Linked DNA regions of Homo sapiens: region 1 is linked to region 2. A link is a loop called in an ENCODE intact Hi-C map of the cell type or tissue named here. Cell type or tissue: endothelial cell of umbilical vein. All regions are shown on one strand. Each heading gives the region's core, and the rest is flanking DNA. Links, peaks and the distances in the headings are about the cores only. Region 1 has its middle 65 kb from the start of RANBP6. Region 2 has its middle 67 kb from the start of IL33.

Region 1 (2,917 bases), core at 195-2,694, 69 kb before region 2:
TTAGGAATAAAGGCTCTCATGCCCCTTTGTTCAGGTGTGCTCTCATGGTGACCGGCCAAGGAGAAGCACCCCTCTGCGCAAAAGTAAAATTGCTTGGTTAAGAATCCTTTGTTTGAGTGTTCAATTTCCTTAGGATTTTGGGCATTATTCTCAACAATTCTGGTGCCCAAATTCTGGGGCTCAAATACTCTCCTTTGGGAAGGGGGTCTTTGGTCACCTCACCCAGGGGTCCCACTGTCTTGTTATGGTGGCCAGAGGGTGAGGGGGGTCAGGGCCCACCCATTGTGATGAATAAATCTGGGTTCTCAGCAAAGCAGGGAGGAGAGGCTTGCAAGACCGTGGCAATAAGAGGACCAGGTAATTCTTGTGCATGGAAAAAGGTAGGAGACTTCACAAAGGTGACAAAGTATTTCCTTGGTGGTCAGGATAATTTGGAGTTTGACAGTGTGTGAATGGGGCTAAGCATTATGGTTGTGTGGAGTGAGTGAGTCTTCTCTGCGGTTTCGTGTTGCCATCTATCGACTAGGGGCAGGAAGAGTCACAGTAGACAAAGAGAAAGAAGGGTACAAGGAGCCTCCAGAGGGGTGAGCTATAGGATATGCAGGAAACCCTTAACGGGAGAGGCTAAGCCTCCAGAAAGGGGGAGGTAAGACACCTCCAACACAACAGGTTGAACCCCCTCTTAAAGCCTCATTGAGCCTCTAGAAAGAGGGGGGTAGACACCTCTAACAGGAGAGGTTAGAGCCCCCCATAACCCCTAAGATGGGGAATGTTTCATGTAAGACAGGAAAACTAAAGAGTCAAGAGAGCAATGAAATTCCTTCTGATAGCCCCTTGGGGCTTATGCTAAAGTATTGGAAAGATAATGAGAGGACCAAGTATAAACGAAAACAGCAGATGATAAAATATTTTTGTTTTATTTGGGCTCGAGAACCCATCCTGAAACCCTCACTTTTCTGGCCAAAATTTGGGTCAAATGAGGAGCGGATTTGTCAGCTCTTAATTGAGCATGTTAATGATAAGAGCCCTGTTTCCCAGGAAGAAATTGATTACACCCTCTATTGGTGGCAGGGACCTATCCTCCTTTACCCTTTAGACTCCGGAGGGAGAAAGCCAGAAGCCAACCCCTCTGGCAGGGAAAGAGTTCCCATGTCTAGACAACCCACACCCACTAACACGTGGGACCCTCTAGATCACCTTCCTCCATTCAGTGCCCCCATCCCACTCCTCCAGTTCCTGTTTCAGGTCCCTCCCCTGCTTGTGTCACTCTTCCAGCTGCCCCCAATCCCGCCCCTCCGGTTCCCGTTTCAGGTCCCTCCCCTGCTTGCGTCACTCTTCTGGCCGCCCCGATCCCGCCCCTCTGGTTCCCATTTCCGTTTCAGGTCCCTCCCCTGTTTGCATCATTCTTCTGGTTGCCCCCCAGTCCCGCCCCTCCAGCTCCCGTTTCCATTTCAGGTCCCTCCCCTGCTTGTGTCACTCTTCCAGTTGTTCCCGATTCCGTCCCTCTGGCTGCGGTTTCGGGTTACTGCCCAGCTGTTTCAGGCCACTCCCTCACCTGTGTCACTTGCCCGTGTTCCATTCCCCCAGCTGCTGCTGCAGATCCCTCCCCGACCTGTGGTTTCTATACTCATATACTCATATTGCTCCTCCTGCCTATAATCCTCACTTTGCAGAATTACCATCTTGTGAGCCTGCCCCCCTCCTCAACAAAACTATTAAGTATCCCTCTTTAAAGGGGCTTCAATGTGAAATAGAGCAATGTAAAAAAGATATTCGAAACTTTCCATTTCCCTCCACACCTAAAGAGCCAGATCCAACTTTCTTTCCTCTAAGGGTGGTACCACAAGGACAGGGGGTGGCTATTGGCTTTGTAAACTCTCCCTTGACCAGTTCAGAAGTCCAGAATTTAAAAAAGGAGCTTAAGCCATTATTGGATGACCCTTATGGAGTAGCAGATCAAATTGATCAATTTCTAGGGCCTCAGATATACACTGGGCTGAGTTGATGTCCATTTTGGGTGTCCTCTTTTCAGGGGAAGAACGAAGTACGATTCGGAGGGCTGCTATGGTGGTTTGGGAATGTGAGCACCCTTCTGGTCAAAATGTTCCTCCTGCAGACCATAAATTTCCCACCCGAGACCCCCAGTGGGACAATAACAATGCAAATCACTGGGAAAACGTGAAGGACCTAAGGAAGATGATAATAAAAGGAATTCGAGAATCAGTACCCCGAACTCAAAATCTTTCTAAAGCATTTGATATTCAACAGGAAAAAGATGAGGGACCTGCTAGATTCTTAAACAGATTGAGGGAGCAAATGAGACAATATGCAGGCCTTGATTTGGAAAACCCCCTTGGACGAGGAATGTTAAAACCTCACTTTGTTACTAAAAGTTGGCCAAACATTTCAAGAAAATTACGAAAGATAGAAAGTTGGGAGGACCAGCCTCTGAGTGAACTGCTCAGGGAGGCTCAAAAAGTATATGTGAGAAGAGATGAGGAAAACAAAAACAAAAACAAAAGACAAAACTCATGTTTTCTGCCTTCCAACAGATGGCTCCAAATCCATATATCTCTAAGCAGGGCTTTCAAGGGGCCAGAGATTATAAGGGGCCTAAACCCTCCTTTAGAGGACTGAAGCCTCCATCTGGAGGGTCAAGGTCCTCATTTAATAAGCCCCCTAAGTGGTATAGGGGAGCAAGGGCTGAGAATGCTAAGACTGAGACGGAAGAAGGACAAGATAGAGGCTACAGATGTGGAAGAACAGGCCACTTCAAGAGGGAATGTCCTGAAATAAAGAGAGAGAGAGAAATTTTTACACTCATGACTTCCGAAGAACAATAGGGGAGTCAGGGGCTCTGCCTCTTTTATTTTGAGTCCCACCAGGAGCCCTTGATAAATTTGGAGGTAGGACCTAA
Region 2 (2,917 bases), core at 324-2,823:
AGCAGTATACATTTTTGGTAATTTACTTGGGTTCTTCCTAAAGGGAATCCAGCCTCTACTTCATTCGAGGGGTTCTGAGCCTATAAACTGACTTAAGTCTGGAAATCGATCAAAGGGCCATGTTTTTATGATTGGGGTTAGATGTTTGTTCACTTGACATAGTTTTTTGCTTGTATAGATAAAGTGAGAATTTAGTAGGCATCCTATTTCACTTCTAGGAACACCATGATCAAGTAACCAATGTTATAGGCCTGCATGAGTCAGACTATTACGATTGTTGCTTTGACTCTGCTGTCCATTGTGGTAATTACACCCGCCTTGCTTTTGGCAGCTGAGTGCCACAATTTGGCCCCTGTCATCCTGGAATCCAATCACTCCTAATTCATTTAGGTTTTCTTATTGAATGGCTACGGTTACCACTCTGAAGTCTGGCCTACAAAGGAGAGCTATCACAAAGCCCTTCACAGATGCTGGGGCTACCCTCGCAAATGTATTTCTCACATTCATGGTGAAAGATAGGTCTTCTGTATCCTCCCAGTGTGAGTGAGTAGGTCTTAAATACAAATCTACTCTAACATTTCAATATTCCCATGCTGTGGTTTGAATGCATCCCTCAAATTTCATGTGTTGGAAACTCAATCCCCAAATTCATATATTGATGACTTTTGGAGGTGGGGCCTGTAGGATTAGTTAAGGTCATTAATTAGGATTAGTTAAGATCTTTAGAGTGGAACTTCCATGACAAGACTGGTGGCTTTATACAAGAGAAAGAAAGACCTGACCTGGCACGTTCTTGCCCTTTTGCCATGTGATGCCCTCCACCATGTTATGATACAGCAAGAAAACCCCCAACAGATGCTAGAGCCATGCTGTTGAACTTCCTGCCTCCAGAACTTTGAGCTAAATAAACTTAGTTTCTTTATAAATTACCTAGTCTGTGGCATTCTGTTATAGCAACAGAAAACAGACTAAGACACCCTAAGCCATTGAATCCTTCCTCTACATTAAAACAAGTGGGGGTCAGGCATTTCCAATTTGCCCATGGTTTAGCCAACCACGTAACCAAACAATTAGAGCCCTTTCTGACTCCCCAAACTGCAACATTACATGAAAAATCTCTACTTAATGAGTTCATATCAATAAATTCTGCATGATCCAAGTTTACGTTCCTTTCACCATTACCCCACACTGTTAATATCCACTCCTGCATATGTTGCCAAGATTTCTGCTTGTATAAATTAGAAAACTCAAGTATTAATACCTTTTTTTTTTTTTTGGAGTGTAGTACAACTCCTCATGGGTCACACTTTCTACTTCACCCTTAGGGGCCTGCTGAGACTTGAGTCTAATTACAGTTCTAGAAGCAAAGAGGGATGATGGGGTGGATTCTGAGGAGAAACAGTGTTGTCTTGCATGGCAACTGCCTCAGGACAGGCCATTACTATTTTCTCAGGAAATGCTGGGTTAATGCCCTTAGATGGAGGTGGAAAAATTGGTGGAAAGGCAGATACTACTGGAGTTGGAGAGGCCACGTCTTCTGGGGGTGAGGAGGCCTCTTTCATTGGCAAAAAAGACTCATCACAATTTAGGAGTCTAAGTTCCCAGTGAAAAATTCTCCCTGGGACCTGAAAGCTTAAGGAAATGAATAACTCCTTCCTCCTCAGGCTCAGTGCCAAGGCGCAAGGCCACTTGCACCAGCAGTGTGCGTGAGCGGGATAGCAGAAGCAGGAAGAGAGCTGGCCGGAAGACACGTACTCCCTGAAGACTGAGAGAGAGGTGGTCTGGGTACTATGTAGCAGTCACATTGGACTGGGGCACTTCCTGTTTACAGGAGACTATAAAACCCCTGCCCCATCCTCATTTGGTGCTGACGCCATTTTAGGCCTCTGCCCGCCTGCACCCAGGAGCTCATTAAAACAGCGTGTTGCTCCATGCCACCTCGTGTTGTCTGCTGGCACGCTCTTGGGGTTCGAACCAATACAGGAGCCTCGCACCCAGCTTCATCAAGATCTTCCAGTATGTCCCCATCCCAACTTATAGGATGCTATTCTTTCCCAATCAATGCCCTTACTTTAATAGTAGATACCCTGTGAGGATGGGAGTTCAACTTGCATTGTAATTCAGCCAATCATAGGATAAGGTTCTGCATTTGATTTTTCAGCAATTTCAGCCCTGTGGCTATAGGAGATGAGGCTGTCTTTGAGGGTATATCTATAGATTCTTAGGTCATTTGTTCAGTGCTTAAACTAGGAATTCAAATATCTGAGCTCATCCTTTTCTTTCACTACTTTATCCAGCAACATTAGGAGCAATAAACAAATGTCATTATGTTCCCTAATTTAAAAAAAAAAAAGTCTAAAAGTATATAACATATAAAGTTACTTAGCCCATTACATTCTATAAGTTGTTGATTAGGTATATCCAATGTAGATATTTTGTGTATCTCTATAAGCAGGTTATGTCATGAACTTTCTTTACTACTGGAAATAGAGTCACTAATGTCTTTAAATCTAATCAAATTAGGGACCCAATTCCAGAAATCATAGAGCCAATTCAGAAAATTCATCTGTAAAATTCTATTCCTCTAGAACCACTCTTGATGCCAAAATCTATAGAAGTTAGGGTTTTCCAGAGAGACAGAAACAATAGGAGATATATATATATAAAATAAAATATAATTAAACAATAATAAGAATAATTTATTATAGAAATTGGATTTATGGAGATCAATACATCCCACGATTTTATATCTGCAAGCTGGAGAACCAGGGAAGCTGATGGTGTAATTCAGTCTGTCTAACAGTCCAAGAACCAGGATTGCTAATGTTGGCAGGAGGAGAAAGGTGTCCCATTTCAAACAGAAACAAAACAAATTTGCCCTTCATCTGCCTTTTTGTTCTATGTGGGCCCTCAATGA

The links. Hi-C counts contacts between places; a loop is a spot of excess contacts. Peaks named below come from ENCODE experiments on the same cell type or tissue, not always from the same donor. Only the 100,000 strongest peaks of a DNase experiment are listed, where the experiment ranks them.
Region 1: it touches region 2 in a loop (8-fold over the local background); 2 of 110 quality-filtered maps call a loop at or near these places.

What each region holds. Positions count from the first base shown.
Region 1 is chr9:6,079,060-6,081,976 of GRCh38, forward strand. No RefSeq gene overlaps it. Among named protein-coding and RNA genes, the nearest start is that of RANBP6, 65 kb to the left of the region's middle. In endothelial cell of umbilical vein, for the core only: no CTCF peak of the experiment used is centred there; a DNase peak (open chromatin) is centred at 1,362; H3K4me3 peaks cover 767 bases; H3K27ac peaks cover 441 bases.
Region 2 is chr9:6,147,771-6,150,687 of GRCh38, forward strand. No RefSeq gene overlaps it. Among named protein-coding and RNA genes, the nearest start is that of IL33, 67 kb to the right of the region's middle. In endothelial cell of umbilical vein, for the core only: no CTCF peak of the experiment used is centred there; a DNase peak (open chromatin) is centred at 1,681; H3K27ac peaks cover 1,563 bases.